Linked DNA regions of Homo sapiens: regions 2, 3 and 4 are each linked to region 1. A link is a contact called in ENCODE Hi-C or POLR2A ChIA-PET data. All regions are on one chromosome and are shown on one strand. The core of a region is the stretch at or near the end of the contact, and the rest is flanking DNA. Distances in the headings are between cores, read along the strand shown. Region 1 holds the start of LINC02827 (long intergenic non-protein coding RNA 2827). Region 2 holds the start of CRACR2A (calcium release activated channel regulator 2A). Region 3 overlaps CRACR2A (calcium release activated channel regulator 2A). Region 4 overlaps CRACR2A (calcium release activated channel regulator 2A).

Region 1 (2,829 bases), core at 219-2,718:
GAAAGTTGAGACCCAGAGAGGCAACTTGCCCAGGGTCTCACCCCCTGAAATGGCGCCCCGATCTCCTGATATTGGCCCTTCGCTTTCGCAAACTCCCTACCCCGACTCAGAGGTCTGTGGGAAAGAGAAGCAAGGGATGGTGGCCTTGGCTGGCTTGGAGAGACTCCCAGCATAGGGTCCTTTCAGATGATGGTGCCAGCTACCCACATGGTCTGTGGGCCTGGAGGGTCCAGCTACAGCCTAACATGCTGGGAGGAGGGTCTCTAGCCTTTGGAGGGACACTCACCTTGGTTCTGCCACCTGCAAGTTGTGTGACCTAGGGCCATTTATTTCATCTCTGAGCCTCAGTCACTGATTTGTGAAATGGGGCTGACCGGACCTCATCTGGTAGCTGGTGATGGGAATTAGCAACACCCATGGAAGTGTCTGGCTCACTGCTGAGCAGATAGCAGGTGCTCAACATGTGACACCATCATTTGTATTCTCTCTGCAAGGGCACACTGTCTCTCAAAAAAAAAAAAAAAAAAAAAAAAGCCCCAGTTTCTCCCTGGCCAGACCAGCCTGCTCCCCTTCATCCTCACTCACCTGCAGGGCCAGGGAGCCCAGGTGGCGTTAGCATTGCCGCTCTTTTGCACCTCCCCAGGGCAGGTCTTCTGTCCCATGTGCTGAACCCCAGAGGAGTCACCACTGGGAACTGGGGCAGGGCTGCTCTGTGCCACTGCACCAGGCTCAGCTGAGGTTTCCAGAAATCTGTGACTCCCCGTGCAGAGGGGGCCTGCTCTGTATGGACTCCGACCAAGCCTGGCCCACTCTGTCTATTTCTTCCTGACCTCTCCAGCCCCGAGAGCACATAGAAGCTGCCAGATGAGGGCAGTGAGGCCGAGGGCCGGCAGTAGGGCTGCAGATGCCCTGAGCCCTAAGGTCAAGGTGGATGGAACTGCTGTGTAAGTCTGATGCCGAGGAGACCAGGTCGTTGGGCTTTCAGGTGAGTGGACGCTTTCTCCCCACTCACAACCCCCACCATGCAGTCTCTGCTCCTCCATGGTCACTGTGGAATGGCTCCTGATGGCGCTCAACCCCTTGCCCTGTTTTCTCCCCTGCGGTCCACTGAGCCAGCCCTGCGGCCGCCAAGTCTCAGGTTAGAGCTCCCTCTCGCGGCCGATGCTGGGCACTACATTGCCCAAGACCCAGGTGGGCCGAAGTCTTGAGAAAGGGCTCGCAGTCATCGTCGCCAGCAGGCAGACACCAGGCACCTACCTCCCCGACATACCCAGCCTGGTACCTCGAAGACCAGTAGCCTTGAGCTACACTTGGGATTCCCAATACAGTTTCAAAACCGTCTAGCTCATCTTTCAGGAACCTTCCAGGGTTCACATTCTGATTTTTCAGTAAGGTTCTCACCTCTGTGACCAATTACCTTGAGACTGATGTCCTGCACCATCCTGGAGTGTTGGGATCTGCAGGTCGTGAAAAGGGAAACCAAGCAATCACTTTGGAATGACTTCCTGGAACTTCCCTGGCCCCTCCTTCGTGTTCTCTGATGACAGCCAGGAGCTGACTCAGAAACCTCATAAGAAGCTGAAGGCATGACGACTTCCCTGTTAAAAAAAAAATGTCCCACGTGTGGCCGAGTGCCACACCCAGGCAGCTGCCGAAAAAAAGCACCAGACACCATGCAGCTGGGCCCCAGGGCCCGGCCCAACCCGGTTGGCCTTCTCCGGCACCTGCAGGGAACTTGTCCTGTCTTGTCTCTGCTCGCCCCCTGCTGGCTGCCTGGAGCCATTCCGTGCTGGTTTCTTCGCGTCTTCTGTCAGGAGAGAGATGCTGATGCTTACTCAGGGATCCGGCGGGTCAGTATCCTGTGCCCTCTGCACGATTCAGGGTGGGGGTGTGCGCGTGTGTGTGTGCATGTGGACCCACATTGATGAGTCTGGCCCATACACCTCCACCCTTATTGGACCTCTCCTGGGAGCACCCTGGGAACACACATCTCATGCAGAAGTGTGTCTCTTGAGAGCCTAGCTCCTCCTGTCCTCCCCCAGCATCAGATGTACACTGTACGAGACGTGAATTTTGCTTACAGCACAAATCTGTGCTGGCCTAACAGCTCCCTTCTGGCCTCCCCCTTAGCATGGATCAGAAAGATCCAGAAAGTGCACAGGAAAATCATCAACCCATGAGGTGGGGACAGGGGAAGAGGGCATGCCGCATAACACCTACGTGGGTGGAGGGGCTGTGACAGCCACTTGCTTAAGCTGGTGGGACATGAAATAACCTCCTAAGCCACATTTCAGCTGTGACCCTGAGGCCCCGAGGTGGATTAACAGAGCCCTCAGCACCGAGTCTCCAAGCTGAAGGCAGTGGTCACACTCCCTGCTGCCCTCCAGGTTTGGAGGGATGGAGAGGAGAGAGGAGGGGAAGAAGCTACCTTCTTCACTAGCCTTGCTGAGAGACAAGTGGGTACGGCCCACAGGCACCTCCACCAGCCTGCCCTCTACATCCAGATTCGCAAGGTCAGGGCGGCAGCAGCAGCTGGAAACATTGGGGAAAGTCGGGGTGTTGTTTCTATACTTAGGGGAATCTACTGTCACCCCAGGTGGCACGGGACATTCACGGGGCTGCTCTAGCCCAGTGCCCCTCTCCTGCAGACAGAGTCGAGACCTGACAACAGGTCATCATCATTATCAGGATCATGATGACATTATCCCAGTGCATCCTTGAGTGGGAGGGAGGAGAGGAAGAAGAAGGTGGCGGGGGGCAGGGGGTGTCCATGAAGAGCAAGGTGGGAGAATAAAGGTCCTCTGTGTTTTAGAAATGGGAAGTGAGACG
Region 2 (2,829 bases), core at 118-2,617, 450 kb before region 1:
AAGTGAAAGGCGATCTAAACGTGCAAGTATTAACACTATTAAAAACAACAATAACAATGGTAGGTACCTCCGATGCCTCTGACCTTATCTCTCTGGTCACAGTTTTCTGCTCTGTAAAATGGGTGGGCAGGCTTTACACTGGATAATCTCTGAGGCCCCTTCCACTTCTCAGATTCTGATAATGAAATGTCCTTCTTTCCTCACATAAGGCTGAGAGAAGGTCAAGCCACCAGCTTGCAGACCTTGGGAGTTGACACAGGGAAGCATACCCAGGACAGAGCCAGAAAAGCCAAGGCACGCAGTAGGGACACACCAGAGGGCAGGCCTCAGAGCCCCTGACAGCCTTCTGAAACTCTGGCAGGGTGGAGGGAGGTTGTGGGCTAGTGGCTGGCTGGGCTGCAAGGAGAAGAAAGGACTCCACAGAGTAATTTATAACAGCTGCTCAGTAAGTGCTAATTTGTTTCTCTCCACCTTGGAATAGGACTTAGCGCGTGTGAGAGGGGGATGCTACTACATAAACCAGTACCAGAAAGATGGGCTTGCCAGGAAAGAACTGGGGCACTCTGCAGGGGCAGTGTCTGGGGAAGGGTTCTCCAAAAAGGTGACATTTCAGAGGGGCCTGGATGGATGAGTAGGATTTCAACAGGCAGAGATGAAAGGGGAGGGTGTTCCAGGCAAAAAGAAGAACTCCCAGCAGCCATGAAGAACAGCTGGTGTTTGGCAACAGCTAGTGTGTCCAGAGCGAAAGTGTTGTGTGTGTGTGAGGGAGAGAGGGTGAGGCTGGAAAATTAGGTTGTGGCCGGAGAGGGCAGGGTGGGCCTTGCCTTGTGCGCTAAGCTGAGGGGTTATCCTGCAGCCGGAGCACCTCGGGAGGCCTTTGAAGATTTACTCAGTGCTTTATTAACAAATACGTATTGGGTTTTTGGTGTTTTGTTTTGTTTTTAACGATTCATGCCCACAGTAGAATATATAGAAGAGTCAGAAAAGTATAAAGAATAAGGATCCCCTTTAGTTTCTGCTCCCAGAGGTAACAGCCGGAGTGACGCCGGGCTGCTGCCGGGTTTTCGGGGGTGCACTCCCAGACACCACCTCTCCAGTGAGCCAGCGAGGGCCGGACTGATGCCCCACCTTGGGAGCCTGAATCGGGGCAAGGGGCCTAGGGAGCAGCGGGACCCCGGAAGCCCGACCAGTCAGGCCGGCTAAGTCGGCAGCCGCCCCGCCCTCGCCACCCAGCCTCCCTGGCGGCCTCAGGTCGCGCCTGCAGGCCCGGACCCCACCGCTTGGCGCGCGCACGTCCCGGAGGGCGTCCAGGGGGCGCCGCTTCCCGTTCAGCTCCGCTGAGGGGCTGGTCCAGCCCGCGCGGCTCGGAGCGGAAAGAGTCGGGCGGAGCAGGCGGCTGCTTGACAGCTGAGAGCCGAGCGGGCGGCGCGGGCAGGTCCACGGGAAGCCTACACGCCCAAGGTAACGTGGAGGAAGGTTGAGGGTGGGCGGCCGGGGCGGCCGGGGGGCGGCGCTTCCTGCCTGCTCCTCCGGCTGCGAAGTGTGAGCGCGTGTCTGCCGCACATGGAACTCGCAGAGGGCCTGGATGGAGGCTGTGTGCCCTTGGGGGGGAACAGCTGGCTCCCCTGCCACCCCCAGGCCTGGCCTGGCCCTTGCTCCCCTCCCTGTCACTCGGTAACGGGACTGGAGGAGAGCCGAGAAGCACTAGGGTTTTGGTCAGGAAAGGACCTTAGGAACCCTCCAGCCTCATCCAGCCTCTTCATTTCACAGATGAGGAAACTGAGGCTCAGAATGGTAAAGTGACTTGCCCAAGGTCTCAAGTCTAAGAACCAAAACTCCTACCTTGCAGGTCAGTGCTACTAGGAGCCCTGGCCACGCAGGCAGCATCCACAACTGTTGCCATGCCGAGAAACAAAGAACCGAGACAGACAGTCAGAAAGACACAGAGAGAGAACCTCCCAGAGCAAAGGAAGGAGGTCAGGAAGTGGGCGGCTGCTGGGGCTTGGCTTCCGCCCTGGCCCCCGCGTGTGCTGGCCTGGCTGTGTGGCTCAGAGGCGTTGTGCTGACTCTGTCCGTGTGTGTGTGTGTCCGTGTGTGTGTGTGTCTGTGTGTGTGTGTCCGTGTGTGTGTGTGTGTGTCCGTGTGTGTGCGAGTGTGTGTCTGTGCACCCATGCATGCACGGGATGCAGCGAATGTACCCTGCCACGTGGGAAAGCCCTCTGAGTTCATTTATCTGTTTACACAGTGTGCTTAGGAACCTGCCCTGTTTGGCTCTGTGGAGGACACCAGGAGTCTCAAAGGAATTCGTTCTGTGTGACTCAAGAGGACAGAAAGAGCCAATCCGTGGGAGTCCCCAGGGTGGTCAGAGGGTCAGGAGGAAGAACCTAACTCATGAGGTGATGGGTTCCTTGTCTCTGGAAGAAAGCAGCATGTACCGAAGAGTCTTTTTATCAAGGATGTGGGCATAGGGATATGAAATCAGAGCAGTTTGCTCCACGTGGAATCAGCATTTTTGTTGAAGGGTCCAGAGTTCATGCCCCTTTTCAGGTGAAATGAATATGTACAACCTCATGGTTTAGTATTTGCCCATAAGAGCTACTTCATGCGCAGTTTTTAAGTGATAAGTGAGAGGCTTCAGGTATGGCTTCCGAGGTCCTGTCACCTCTCGGTTCTATAAGTGAGAGGCTTCAGGTACGGCTTCCGAGGTCCTGTCACCTCTCGGTTCTATACTATAAAGTGTGTAGAGGGAGTTTGGAGGAGGGAGGTTACTTCTGGAAGGAGTGACTCGCAGAGGGCGTCCTGGATGTGGCACTGAGGCCGGGCCTTGAA
Region 3 (2,829 bases), core at 117-2,616, 350 kb before region 1:
CTTCAAAGACCCCCAGCAATAAACTCAAAGTTTACTGGTCTGGAATGTGCACCACCCTCCCCTCCTCAGAAAGACAAACCCGTGTGGGGAAAGATGGAATTTTTGATGTTGCCCATGAAGTTTCTAAGTCACTGCCTGCTGAGCACCTCTTGGGGAATGGTGAGGAAACAGAAGGACTTTGGGTTCTGATTTTTGAAGTGCAAGTGGTTTTGAATCACTTCCTAGTTATGTTATGAAGGTTTTTGTTTTTGTGAAAGCAAGGGAAGCTCACTGTGTCTGGCATCTATGATGCTACCAAATGGAAAAGTGCTTTAACCTGAATGCGTTTCAGATTGATTGTGCTCAGTACATGATTCAGCCTCCAGAGCCAGGGAACATGTAAAGGGGTTCTTAGGTGACCAGGCTATAATCCATTTGCGCGAAGGTCTTGATTCTTAGGAAGACTTTAGTAAAAGGAAGAGAACAAAACGTATAAGGACAAGTTTGGGGTCTTTTTTTTCTATTGCATTTAGAAAAAAATGAAAGGGTAGATTCAAAGAGAATGAGCAGGGGAGAATGACAAGGCAGCTCTCTACAAATACTTATGGGTCTTTTTAATGGAGGCTAGCATTTGTGCAGAATCACAAAAGGCCTGAGGCCTTTCTGTGCCATCGATCCAGGGTTACCAAGCTTAAGCCCCAATGGCTAATGAAAGCTGAGAGGTGGAGGGAAGGCCTTATGGCAGATCTCCCCTTCACAGTGAAACCACCAGGAATCAAGGGAGAGATAATGCTGAGGTGGGGGTGGGGGACAGCGGGAATGTCAGGGGAGGGTAGGGGTGGGACGGTGGTGGAATCAGGACAACAGCTGGGGTGTGACGGGGTGAGAAGGGCTGCCATCCGAAGGACATTGGGTACAAACGCAAGCAATTTCAGGGCACTTGATTAGGAACATGCACTTTGAAGCTGGATCTGATTCAAAACCCAGCACTTCCTCTCATTAGCTTGTGTGACCTTGGGCAGTTGACTTAACCAACCCGAGTCTTAATTTTCCCATGCCTAGCTGACAGGCTTCTTTTGAGAATTAGATGATACATGTGAGTAGGAATCACAGTAGAGCAGCGATGCAAACAAAAGCAGATATGTTTCTTTAAATACTGAGGCTTCTGTATGGGGATGGCTACATCCCCATAAAGCAGGAAGCCACAAAGCAGGAAACAATGCAGCCTGCTTTCCAAAAAACGGTGGGACTTTCCAGGTCTCCCAAGGTCCTTGCTCATGTGCAAGGGTGCTAACTCACAGCTCCGCGCGGAGCGAGGATCCCTCTGGCATGAGCAGCTCACTTTGCCATTCTCAGGACTTGTGAAATAACCTCCATGTCCCTCCTGACTTATTCTGAAGGCCCTGGCTGTGTGCCTGCCTGCTCACCTCATGCAGGTAACTGAAAACAACCCTGGCACATTCCTAATGTTTTCTGCAAGACTGGTGGAATTGGAAGTCAGTTGCCCAGGTGGTGACACCTCAGGCCCCACCTAAAATCTCTTTCTATAGTTTACAACACACTTAGCGGAGCGCCTGGCCCACAATAAGTGCTCCATAAATGGCTGCATTATGATGATCAGGGCCTAACCATGGCTGTGCCCTCCCTTGCCCTTCAAAAGTGTGGGTTTGTTCAGAGGCCACTGGCCAGAAGAGTCATAGAATCACAAAACTGCTAAGCACGTTGAGGTCATCTGGCCTGCCCTCTCCACCTCTTGTGTTAACGGATGAAATTCTCCACTGTGATCCCCAAGTGCATTCTGCAGTCGCGCTGCGACCCAGTCAACTCACTTTCCCAACTGCTCCTACTTTAAGTCCTGGAAAAAAGACTCCTCCTTTTCCATCCTCACGCTTGCTCCTGTTTCACAGCTGGAACCATGCAATAAGAGCTTCCTCCCATGCCCATGTCTCTGCCTTCTTCTCTGTTACGGTGGATGTACTCCCCATACTCGTCACAGAGGCCACCCCCTACCCCCGTGCCCAACTCACACTCTAGAATTAGAGCCTGTCCCTTCCTGGCTCCTCAAGGACTAGTCCAGCATTTGTTCTTTCTCTCCTCCATTGTCAGTTTTATCTCTTTTGAAGATACCTACAAATGTACTCTAATGTTTCTTGTCTAACAACTCTTGTCCTCACTTCCCCACCCAGCTACTTGCTTTGCCATTTCTTCAACCCCTTTACAACAAAACTTTCAGAAGAGTTGTTCACATTCACTGTCTCCACTCCTTTTCTTCACATTCTCAACCCACCAATCAGGCCTTTTCCCCGTGCTGTTCCAAAAAAACGGTTCTTACCCAGGTTGCCAATGACCTCCATGTTGCTAAAAATATTCGTCAAGTGTCAGGACCCCACGCTTGCCCCCAGCAATCTGTTCTTAGCACCCATCCAGAGGGATCCTTTGAAAACTGAAGCCAGATCTTGACACTTCTTTGCCATCTGCTTCACCCCCACCACCCCCAGCCCCTTGGCTTCATATCTCATTTGGAGTAAAAATCAAAGTTCGTACAGTGTCCCACAGGGCTGTGAAGAGACAGGTCCTGACCACCATCCACTTTTTCTCTCGCTTCATCTCCTAACTACTCTCCCTTTGGGCACTCTACTTCCTCCTATTTCTTGCTCACACTAGGTGTATCCCAGCACAAGGCTTTGCCCTAGCCTCTCCTCTGCCTGGAATGCTTCTCCCGCTCCTTCAAGGCTCTATGCAAATGCTGTCTTATTAGTGAGGGCGTCACTGACCACTGTAGTTGAAATACTACTCCACACTCTGGCTTCTTTTACTCCACTTTCCTGCTTTATTTTCTCAATAACAGTT
Region 4 (2,829 bases), core at 116-2,615, 320 kb before region 1:
CAATTATTCTCTAGATTCTTGAAAAGCTAAGTCATTCTGCCTTGGCAACCAGCAATCAGAGGTGTCAGGTGATAGATTAAAACTTGACACCTAATTTGATCTGAGGGGAACTGAAAATAATAAGTACCTTATATTTGTGGAGCACCTTATTTTTCCAAAGAGCTCTGAGCACTTTACCAACTCCCTCGCCTGGAGAAGGGAGGGTGGAGGGGGAGCTTTAATAACAGTCTTCAAGGTTCTGAAGCCTTATTAGTAAGTGAATGGTGGCCAGCTGTTCACAGTCCCCCTTCCTCCCTCAACCTGAAAAGCATACAAGAAAAAAGGGCTTCAGTTGCTGTACATGCCTGCATGGGAAAGACTCTTGGAAGAGGTTGTGTGGGGTGGGAACAGATGCTCGGGGGAGGTAGTGGAGTTCCCTGAAAGGAAGTTCTTACTATCCCATCTTGATCACTTCCTGGCCATGAAACTTTGGCCAATCATTCAACAAGGCAGCAGACCAAATGCTCCCTCCTGGCCCCTAAATTTCTACAGTGTATGATGGCATTTGACTATCTCTCTGGGAGGCCAAGACGGAGCAGGAATGTGTGTGGATGAGGAGATTCTGGAGGGTCCTTCCAGCCCAGAGGGAACCAAAATCCTTTGGTGCAAGAGAGCACCAGCACTGCTTGATGAGATGGGAAGACTGTGGCCTTGCCCTTGTTCTGCTATTTCACCCAGTCTAGGCAACTTTACCTTGCCTGCAGGCCTTCTGCAGAAGAGGCCCAGCAGATGCCCTCTGTGCCGATTCTCCTGAGTGCCTTATAGGAAGTCACCGCAGGCAGTCTTTCGGCCAACTCGGCATTTCCAACCCACCCCCAATTTCTTATCTCAATTGGGTAGAATTGGTTTAACCATTCCAATCTGGAAAAGAAACTAGTCAGGCTCTAAGGCCCCACGTGTGGCCATGGGACAAACTGGACATCAGAAGACTCTGGGGCCTGTGTCGGGTAGAGAAAATAGAAATTAGAACGCCAGCCTGTACAAGCCTGTATGGGCTGGTATTTCCCCCAGAGCCGGATTGCTGGCCCCCAGTGTCTGCAGTCCTGGGATGCTGAGCTTCTTGTTTAGAGCCTCTTGTCGTTCTGATGGCACTAGATTCCTGGGCATGTGAGTCGAGGAAGTGAAATAGAATTGGCGGAGTTAAGCCGAATAGACCAGTGTTTCCGAGCTGGAAAAAAACGTGGAGATTAATCTAATGCAACCTCTTGTTTTATAAGTAAGAAAAACTATGATCCAAAAAGAGGAAGTGACTTTCCCAAAGGCGCCCACACTTGTCAGCAGCACCACCCGATCTAGAAGCGAGGGCTTTGCCACACTGCACTGCTTCTCTCTTGTCCTGTGGTCCATGGCTGAAATCTGCTCCTGAAAAGCAGGTGTTCATTTACTTTTCAGTCCTTCTTGCTTCTCTCTCAAAGCAGAACAGTTCTTCAGCTCAAGGGGTCCTGGCCCACTTCCCTCTCCCTTCCTGGGCTGCTAGCTAAACCTCATTCTGCGATCTTTGTCATTGGTGACAATGTACAGCATGGTGCAAAAAATAGCAGTTTGATTTTTTTTTCTCCACGTTCCAAGTTGAGCTTGAAGTGCTGGCAGTTTAAAATGAACCACACAAATAAATCTTGTTTTGACTCATAGTCCAGGGGATGGATAAATATGGAAACCCCCAAGATATAATTTTGCAGGCATTTTTTTTCTTAGCATAACTGCATGCTTTAATGTGCTGAAAAAATTTTTGCTCTAGCTCCAGAGAAATAGCAGCACTATCCCAGCTAAGTGCTTTTTCATGCCTCCTAGCAAATAGATATTAAAACGCACGCACACACACACACACACATGCACATAGGCAACAACCAACCAAACCCAGCAGCTGCACATTCTGAGCTGAATGCCAATCCACTGCTCCAAGTTGACAGCTCTTGTTATTTAAAGTCAGAGATGGGTGATCTTTTGAATTTCAACAAGTCTGTCTTCCAACAAGCTCAAGTTCACAGAAAGGCAGCTGAAATAACTGAAGGTGGAGGGAAGGCTCTCTGTTAGAGGGTCATAGAACAGAACCTGGCTTTGGAACAGAGAGACACAGAAAAGAGGAGAGACTCAGATGAGTCACATGGAGAGATGGTGACAGAGCTAGGGCAGAACCCACATCTCCTAAAGAGAGATTGTGTGCCTGATGAAGGAGCTAAGATGACTTCACTCCAACCTGTCATGCTGATGGGATTTTTACCAACATCTCTCACAGTCTCAAGACAACAGAGTTTGAGTAGACCTGAGACCTGTTCACCAAAGCCCTAGGGGCTTGAAGGAGGTGTTGCTTCATCTAGGAGGTAATTTTGAACATCTTGTGCTGAGTGGTATGCAGGCTGAAAACCTAGTTAGGTATGAGAAAGGTGTAAAGTTTAGACAGATAGTTCCAGACTTTTGGGGTCAAAGTCAGAGAGGACCATGAGACACCTACCCCAATACCAGCTCCTCTCCCTGCCCCTGTGCCAGAGACTGATGACCTTGGGCCAGGGTGATGGTGACTGACTGTGATAGTTAGCACACTCCCTGGTCTTATGGGTATTCTCATTTATTTTTGCCAAATATTTGGAGATGAGTCTGTTTCTCCTTTATCGGTGGCAGGCCAGGGTCCCTGCAGGGAAGCCAGTTGTCCAGAGTGGCTGTGTAAGAGAGGAACAATACAAAGAACAGAAACCGCAGCTCCTGCTGAGTGCTTTGCTTTTAAATTTTTTTTTTCTGCTCCTTCTAAGCTCCTTTATTTTTATATCCAGGAATTGCTTTGGTTTTTTTTTT

What was found. A loop is a pair of places that touch in the nucleus more often than their neighbours do. ChIA-PET counts read pairs that join two places held with the same protein, here RNA polymerase II (POLR2A). Pooled maps may share reads with other maps.
Region 2: a loop to region 1 is called in a map of B cell, with 23 times the contacts of the local background. The contact joins the promoter of CRACR2A here to the promoter of LINC02827 in region 1. A Hi-C loop is called at or near these places in 2 of 168 maps with a recorded cell type or tissue (B cell and HCT116), 6 of 37 single-sample maps with no recorded cell type and 15 of 50 pooled maps. POLR2A ChIA-PET finds 5 or more read pairs at or near these places in 4 of 52 experiments (CD4-positive, alpha-beta memory T cell, activated CD4-positive, alpha-beta T cell, activated CD4-positive, alpha-beta memory T cell and 1 more).
Region 3: a loop to region 1 is called in a map of HCT116, with 12 times the contacts of the local background. The contact joins the enhancer-like site here to the promoter of LINC02827 in region 1. A Hi-C loop is called at or near these places in 27 of 168 maps with a recorded cell type or tissue (A673, Caco-2, HCT116 and 18 more), 7 of 37 single-sample maps with no recorded cell type and 33 of 50 pooled maps. POLR2A ChIA-PET finds 5 or more read pairs at or near these places in 1 of 52 experiments (activated CD4-positive, alpha-beta T cell).
Region 4: a loop to region 1 is called in a map of posterior cingulate gyrus, with 2.7 times the contacts of the local background. The contact joins the enhancer-like site here to the promoter of LINC02827 in region 1. A Hi-C loop is called at or near these places in 1 of 168 maps with a recorded cell type or tissue (posterior cingulate gyrus), 1 of 37 single-sample maps with no recorded cell type and 2 of 50 pooled maps. POLR2A ChIA-PET finds 5 or more read pairs at or near these places in 1 of 52 experiments (activated T-cell).

What each region holds. Positions count from the first base shown.
Region 1 is chr12:3,299,002-3,301,830 of GRCh38, reverse strand. LINC02827 (long intergenic non-protein coding RNA 2827) reads right to left here and starts at 1,468. Exons shown (of 5, transcript NR_187483.1): 1 at 1,418-1,468. LOC100128253 (a long non-coding RNA gene) reads left to right here. Exons shown (of 12, transcript NR_148995.1): 8 at 839-985; 9 at 1,117-1,249; 10 at 1,390-1,850; 11 at 2,295-2,513. RefSeq lists a silencer at 774-1,068 and an enhancer at 1,669-1,888.
Region 2 is chr12:3,751,647-3,754,475 of GRCh38, reverse strand. CRACR2A (calcium release activated channel regulator 2A) reads left to right here and starts at 1,367. Exons shown (of 20, transcript NM_001144958.2): 1 at 1,367-1,461. RefSeq lists a silencer at 1,133-1,632.
Region 3 is chr12:3,645,153-3,647,981 of GRCh38, reverse strand. The region is part of intron 11 of CRACR2A (calcium release activated channel regulator 2A); the gene reads left to right. Among named protein-coding and RNA genes, the nearest start is that of CRACR2A, 110 kb to the left of the region's middle. Within about 2 kb of position 1,366, at least 2 of the 41 ENCODE cell types and tissues checked have a DNase peak (open chromatin) inside an H3K27ac peak, as active enhancers do.
Region 4 is chr12:3,621,672-3,624,500 of GRCh38, reverse strand. All of the region lies in intron 17 of CRACR2A (calcium release activated channel regulator 2A), which reads left to right. Among named protein-coding and RNA genes, the nearest start is that of CRACR2A, 130 kb to the left of the region's middle. Within about 2 kb of position 1,365, at least 2 of the 41 ENCODE cell types and tissues checked have a DNase peak (open chromatin) inside an H3K27ac peak, as active enhancers do.